2 separate regions of the Mus musculus genome follow, and region 1 is linked to region 2. The links are chromatin contacts, found by Hi-C in ENCODE. All regions are on one chromosome and are shown on one strand. Each heading gives the region's core, a stretch centred on a gene start or an enhancer-like site at or near the end of the contact. The rest is flanking DNA. Distances are from core to core; before and after follow the strand shown.

The links. Hi-C counts contacts between places; a loop is a spot of excess contacts on that map.
Region 1: a map of heart shows a loop between it and region 2 (2.4-fold over the local background). The contact joins the enhancer-like site here to the promoter of Podxl in region 2. A Hi-C loop is called at or near these places in 2 of 37 maps with a recorded cell type or tissue (both heart).

What each region holds. Positions count from the first base shown.
Region 1 is chr6:31,595,523-31,598,785 of GRCm38, reverse strand. No RefSeq gene overlaps it. Among named protein-coding and RNA genes, the nearest start is that of Gm31486, 8.0 kb to the left of the region's middle. Within about 2 kb of position 1,870, at least 1 of the 3 ENCODE cell types and tissues checked has a DNase peak (open chromatin) inside an H3K27ac peak, as active enhancers do; it is heart, where a contact is called at or near this core.
Region 2 is chr6:31,562,501-31,566,024 of GRCm38, reverse strand. It overlaps Podxl (podocalyxin-like), which reads left to right and starts at 2,088. Exons shown (of 8, transcript NM_013723.3): 1 at 2,088-2,446. The coding sequence starts at 2,377.

The DNA.
Region 1 (3,263 bases), core at 621-3,120, 33 kb before region 2:
ACCACAGCAGATAATGCTCTCTAAGCCTGGAGGCAGATAAGAACGTCACATGGGGGGGGGGGTCCTGGAACACCCAGTTTTTCATGTAGTATTTTTTTAAAAGTATTTTACATATTTTTAAAAAATACGACATATTTCAGTCATATTTTTTTCTCCTCCCTCGACTCCTCCCAGATCCTCTCCTGTGTTTTAAATATGGAGGGCAACTGTGAGGCTTCCTCTTCTAACAGGAAGTGGGGTTCAAAGGAAGACATTTATCTTCAAGGGCCTCCAAGGCTGCTAATCTCTTTCTACACACTTCAGCGCCATGACATCTGTCTCTGAGAATCACTGTCCAACCCTGGGCTCCCAAAGCAGTTTCACTCTCGGTTTTTGGATATCATTTTTGTTCTTCTAAAGGTTTGCTGTTTAATCTCCATGTGTATCTGGTCTTGTACTGCTCTGCTTGTCTCTTTTTCTTGGAGCTTTTAATTCCCCACTGAGTCTATCTGGATGTCTGTCTGTCTGTCTATCTGCCCGATTTATCTCCATGGTTTCTCCTTACGTGCACTGTTATTCTAATTTTTCTTGGAGCTTTTAATTCCCCACTGCACTGTTATTCTAATTTTTTTATAATTTGTTACGTGCACTGTTATTCTAATTTTTTTAAAGTATCTTTTTAATTAAAGATTTGGGTGGGCCCCAGGGCCACCCTCTATTCTAAACCTGCCTTTGTGTAGAGACTCAAGTCAGTGCAGCCAACCTCCCAATGAAAACACAAATACAATATATCGTGCCTAGTAGATTGAGGCAGGAGGATTGTTGCAATTTCAAGGTCCAACGTGGGCTACATAGAGTTCCAAACTCTCCCCTGTGTTATATAGTGAGACTCTGAGAGGTTGGGGGCTGTAGCTCATTGGGTAGGATGCTTACCCAGTGTGACATGAAGCCCTGGAAGCCATCTCCAGCAGAGCATAAGCAAGCATGTTAGACTATGCCTGTACTGTCAACACTCAGGAGTTCACAGTCATTCTCAGCTACACAAGAAGTTCAAGGCCAGTTTAGGATACATGAGACCCTCACTCTGGAAAAACAAAACACAAAAACCCTTACAAGTCCTCAGCCAGAGTCTTGGAGAGCAGTGTACATTTCTTCAGTGTCCGTGGAATGACGAAGGAAAGGTTGTACCATGGATCCATCATACATAAAATTTACTCCCATCTGAATGGGCTCTTGCTCTCTCTCTCTCCCTCTCTCTATTCTCCCTCTCCCTCCCCCCACACCCCATCTCTCTCTCCTTCTCTCCCTGAAATTCTTCTGAATTTTGCTGTTGTTTTGAAACAGATGAAGGACAGTCCTCTGGTACACTTACCATACTGCAAAGAAGTTGAACTTAGGGCCTCCTGCCTTCTTGGCCAGTAACCTATTGATAGAGCTTTATCCTCAACGCTTGCAGGCCCTGTTCTCATGTGTACTGCATACAGGATAGGTTTGCCACTCATCAAGGTCTCTGGGCCTGTGAAATTGGGACATTGAGGGGCAGGGTCGATTTATTGGGTACTGACTTATAAGGCTGTCAAGTCCTTCAGACCCTCCCAGGAGGATGGCTCTTCCCCTAACAAGGACAGCTCGCTCTCTCTCTCTCTCTCCCCTCAAGTCGTAAAGATCACCCCTTAGTCTACTGGGTCCCCTCCACCCAATGTGCGCCTCTCCAGCCCAGCCTGGCAGTGGAAGGGGAGTGAAGCCGGAGAAGAATCTGTGGAAATTCGAGGCTTTCATCTCTTAAACAAATAGCGCATTCCTCTGGGTTGCCGCTGCTGCTGGAATTAAACAATGATGTGTTCAGGGAGGCTCCAAGGCGTTACCTTAGCAACGCCCAGGCTGTTTTCATGCAAGATCCAGTTAAAGAGGAAGGAGAACAAAAAATAATCAAGGGACAGCCCTGGCTGGGGTCCAGGGACGAGGGTCTTTGGCTGAGTATTCGTGTTTTGTGTTCTGCTGGGTTTGTGGCCCTTCTTCTGCTAAGCTTCCTCTAGCTCTCCTGGTGTGTGCACGCCTGCGAGGCTGGCTCCCTGGAATACTAACACAGGCTCAGAAAGGAGACGGACAGACGTTACAGGTGGTCCGGCCTAAGCAGAGGTGACTTAGAAAGTCTAAAGGTCACAAGCCGAAGAGGACAAAAGAAGGTGCCTGCAGTCTTCTCCAAAGAGACTGATGGGCCTGTGACGGAGACCCAGACACACAGGCCCCTGCTGCCCACAGCATGGCCCATGGCACAAAAGGATCAGTGGCTCTCGGGAGCACCAGAGCCGTGCTGTATGCCCCAGCACCCTGGGTGGTTCATTTTTGCTTGTAATTCAGAGGCTTGGATAACTGATGGTGTCGTTCACACCTGTAGTCAAAGTGCTTGGGAGACTGAGGGTCCCGGCTTGTTACAAATCCAAGTCAGCATGGGCTACAGAATGGGACCTTGAAAAACAAAACGTGGTGGTAGTGTTGGGTTTTCTACGTCTTTCCTTGGTCATGGTGTCTGTTCTCAGCCGTAAACCCCTAACTAAGACGTGTAGTGAGATCTAGGTCCCCCAGAGCTACACAGTGAGACCTTATCTACAACAAAACTACAACACATAAAAATAATTTTCTTTTCTTTCTTTCTTTCTTTCTTTCTTTCTTTCTTTCTTTCTTTCTTTCCTTCCTTGTTTCTTTCTTTCTTTCTTTCCTTTCTTTCTTTCCTTTCTTTCTTTCTTTCCTTTCTTTCTTTCCTTTCTTCCTTTCTTTCTTTCTTCCTTCCTTTCTTTCTTTCTTTCTTTCTTTCCTTTCTTTCTTTCCTTTCTTTCTTCCTTTCCTTTCCTTTCTTTCTTTCTTTCTTTCTTTCTTTCTTTCTTTCTTTCTTTTCTTTCTCTCCTATAGAACCCTCTCAGGTTCAGCCCTAGTACTTGTTAGGGAAACAGCCTCAAACTCAGAAACCTGCCTGCCAAAAAAAAAAAAAGAAGAAGAAAGAAAGAAAAAAAGAAAAACAAAACGCTAGGAGTCAGTGCCTGTTCTCTCTCCCCTTCCACCACAGGATCCCGGGACAGAGCTGAGCTCAGGTTGTGGGCTTGGCAGCCAGTGCCTTTAACCTTGACCCTTCTCTTTGGCATGAAGTTTGTTTCTTTTTCTTTATGTGTTTGGTGGGGGGAGTGGGATTTTTGTTCTTTGTTTGTTTGGTTGGTTGGTTAGGGTTGTTGTTTTTTTGGTTTTTATTTTTTGTTTTCTGAGACAGGGTTTCTCTTTGTAGCCCTGGC
Region 2 (3,524 bases), core at 839-3,338:
CTGAGAAGAGCACTTTCTGTTGGCCTCATTCTGGAAGTAAATTGGGGGGTCCTGTCAGTACTGGAGATTGGGAACCACAATTCTGACTTTGCAGTTTTTACTGCAAAAAGTACCCCACTTCCTAAGTCTAGATATTTGCTGTCATTTTTAACTATGTGTGATCTAATAGTGGGGCCAATCTGAAATCATGTGAATGTAAAATGTCCCAGACTTTATCCACGAATTTAGTATTGATTGTTTTTGAGTTTGTATAGATTCGCTGAGTGAAAGGCATGATTCATCGGAGAGCATACAATTCATCGGAGAGCATACAAAACAAAAATTTCAACCTCAGTTTTGAAAAAGTGTTGCTTGGTTTGAGAAGCAAGCCTTTTGTTGGCACTACTGTCGAGGAGAACAGTGCTAAAAAAAAAAAAAAAAAAAAAAAAAAAGACCATCAGACACACATAAACACACACACCGGCGTATTCACAGGGAACACCCTCTGTCTTTCCCATACGCGGCGTGGAATACCATGCCAGAACGATCATGCAGAAACTTCCTAGTAAAGACAGCCTGGAAGCTCTTCTCAAACTTGAGGCCCGCTGCAAGGACGCCCCAACCCTACTCTTCCTAAGCGGTTTCACGATGAGCCTGCGCATAGCCCACTTGAGAGATTCATAAGGTCCACGGTCCTTGGGATCCGGGAACAATCTCTCCACTTAGGCTCATCTGACAGAAAGACTCCGGATTAGCAACCCAGGAGTCATGTGTGACAAATTTTCACCATATCCTTTCCGTGTCAGCCTCCCCTCCCCCTTCAGCTTTGTATCCCGAGATGAGAGTGCCACCTCTGCAGGGGACTCCACTGAGTCTGCAGCCCGCAAAGCCTCCCCGCCTCCCCAAACGAATAGGATGCGAGCTTCTTTGTCCTTTCACAGAGTAAACTCGGGTTTATGAGATTCTCCATTTATGAGATTCTCCAATTCCGATCTCCCACCTCAGGTCTATGGGTTTCTCACGAGCGAAAGCTGCTTCTTTCATTAAGGCTGTTCAAGGTTCTGGCCCTACGCTAAGTGCGTCTCCCAAGCAAGTGTCTCAGCAGCTGTTGGAAGTGTTGTTAGCCTTGTTCTTCGTATGTAAAGAATCAAAGCACTCAGAGTGAGTTAGCCCAACTAGGTTTTGAGCCCAGGTTGGATTTGACGCCGAGGCCCTTAAATCTCCATTGCTGCTTTTTATTCAGCAATATTATTTCTTATGGCTCAATTACAGTATTACGGGCTCTGTGCAAAGTATTTTTCCAGATTAATCTCAGAAGTAAGGCTGCTATTTACCACCTAAGGGATCTTAAACAACTTTTTAAACTATTTTTTTAACTCTATTTTTCTGTCTGCAAAACGAGGCTTAAAAATGTGACTGCCGTGAAGAGCAAGCGAATTAATACGTGCAAAGCACTTAGAACACAGACGCGCACGAATTAAGCGCTGAAATTTTTGCCTTAAAAGAGTCGCATCCATTTGTACATCGGTGGGAGAGGTTAAAAACAAAAACAAAAACAAAAACAAAAACAAAAACCCGTCCAGATGGTACGGGGCTCATCCCGGAGGACAGACTTGGGGACTGCACGAGATCCAGGCACCTGCTGGGCAGGGGACCTGCTTCCCTTGTTCTGCCGCAGGAAGGCGCTGAGGTCTGGGGGCCTGGAAGGGTCGGTTCTTATCGGAACTTCCAGACTGGGGGGGCCTGTGCCTGCGTTGTAAGGGCGGTAGCATTATGGAGGATCCGGGCTGATCCCCTGCAAAAGCAATGTGTAGGACATCCGCGGCATGGATTGATTGTCTGACAGGGTCCCTGGCGCGCGCGCAGGCAAGTATACACAGCGTGAGCACAGATTCACAGGCACACACACACACACACACACACACACACACACACACACACACACACACTCACTCACACACGCACTGCCCGGGACCGCCAGCCCCTGCTCCCCCGCCCGCCGCGCTCCAGGGCGGAGTTTCCTCCTCTGCTTATTGTTCGCAGCCCAGCGCCCGCCCAGCCGCCGCCCCGCCCGACCCCGCCGCCGCTGTGGGCGAGCTCCTGGGGGAGGGGGCGGAGGCCAGCGCGGACGGGACGGGGCGGGAGTCTTCGCAGCAACGTGCGCGGGGCCGCAGCGGCGCAGACACCGCCCGGGCCGCAGACACCTTCGCTCGTCGCTGCTGGCTCCGTGTCCCAGCCCAGCTCTGCGGTAGGCAGGAGGAGCGGCCGGATCGCGACTCCGGAGTTCGCGGCCGTCGCCAGGCCTCCCGGAGCGGCGCCGACGCTCCCGCTGTCCGGACGCGCGACCCTGCGCCAGCGCCGCAGCCACCTGCTCGGAGTCCCCGGGCGAGCACAACCATGCCTCCCACTACGGCGCTCTCCGCGCTGCTGCTGCTGCTACTGTCGCCTGCATCTCACTCCCATAATGGTGAGTGGACAGCCGCGGCTCTGCCGGGACCCCTGGTCATTCCCCTCCGCCCCAAGCCTGGTGGGGCTCCTGGGAAGCCGGCTGCACCGCGTGGTCGGACCGCTTGCAGCCTCTCCCGCGTGGCCGCACGCAGAGTCCTGACCTTGGCACCATCCACGCCCCCTCCAAATTGGAGAACCCCGCAGGTGCGGGGCCAGATCGTGGATTTATTCCTAGTCTTCACTGGTGTAGAGTGAGCCGGAGGTTGTGAGATTGTAAAGGGGGCACTTGGTGGGTTCGCTGGAGATGGGGGGGAAACTTTGGGTTGTGGGGAGGTCCCAGATTCCCGCATGACCACCAGAATGCGATTTCTCTTTCTCGTGTTTGGGGCTACTAGGGGACCGTATTGGGAGGTCGTTGAAACTAAGCAAAGCCGCGGGCAGGGACCACAAGAAGGAGCCCCTGAAACTGACCTCAAATCCCTAAATGCCCACGCGTGTAGCGTACTTCTTGTGCAAGCGCTTTTTCTTAAGCTTGTCCCGGGACGGGTGGAATAAGCGCTCCTTCCAGGGTCCCAGAGCCTGGTTCAGTGGGGTCCTTGCCTTCATGTTGCCAAAGGACCGGATTCTTTCTCAGAGCATGGCCAGGATGGTGGGCCCCTCCCACCCCTTTGTGTAAACAAGAAATTTCTTTCACAAATGAGGTTTGAGTTGTGTCTTAGTAATACCTCGGGCACCCATCTCCCATCAGACCCAGCTTGGAGACGATCCCACTACCTTCTTTCTGAAGGTGGAATGTTACTTTCTGTTTGAGAGGTCAGGCAGTGTCTGCAAACATAACCAGAGCAGGTGTCCCAAAGTCCCTGCCAAACAGCTGAGAGACTCAGCCCAGGAGAGAGAGGCAGGTTTCATAAACGGAGTAGCCTATCTTGAGCAGGTAGCTGCAGGGAGAAAGTAGCGAAGGGAGGCTTTCCAGAGTCGGAAGTACAGTGGTGACCGCCCAAGCGGGGAAGGGACTCTGCTGCTGTGGGAGTTAGTGTTGGGGGAACAGGATTCTGCAGAACAATGAGAGATGAGATGGTAGGGTGGCGAGGGCTGGT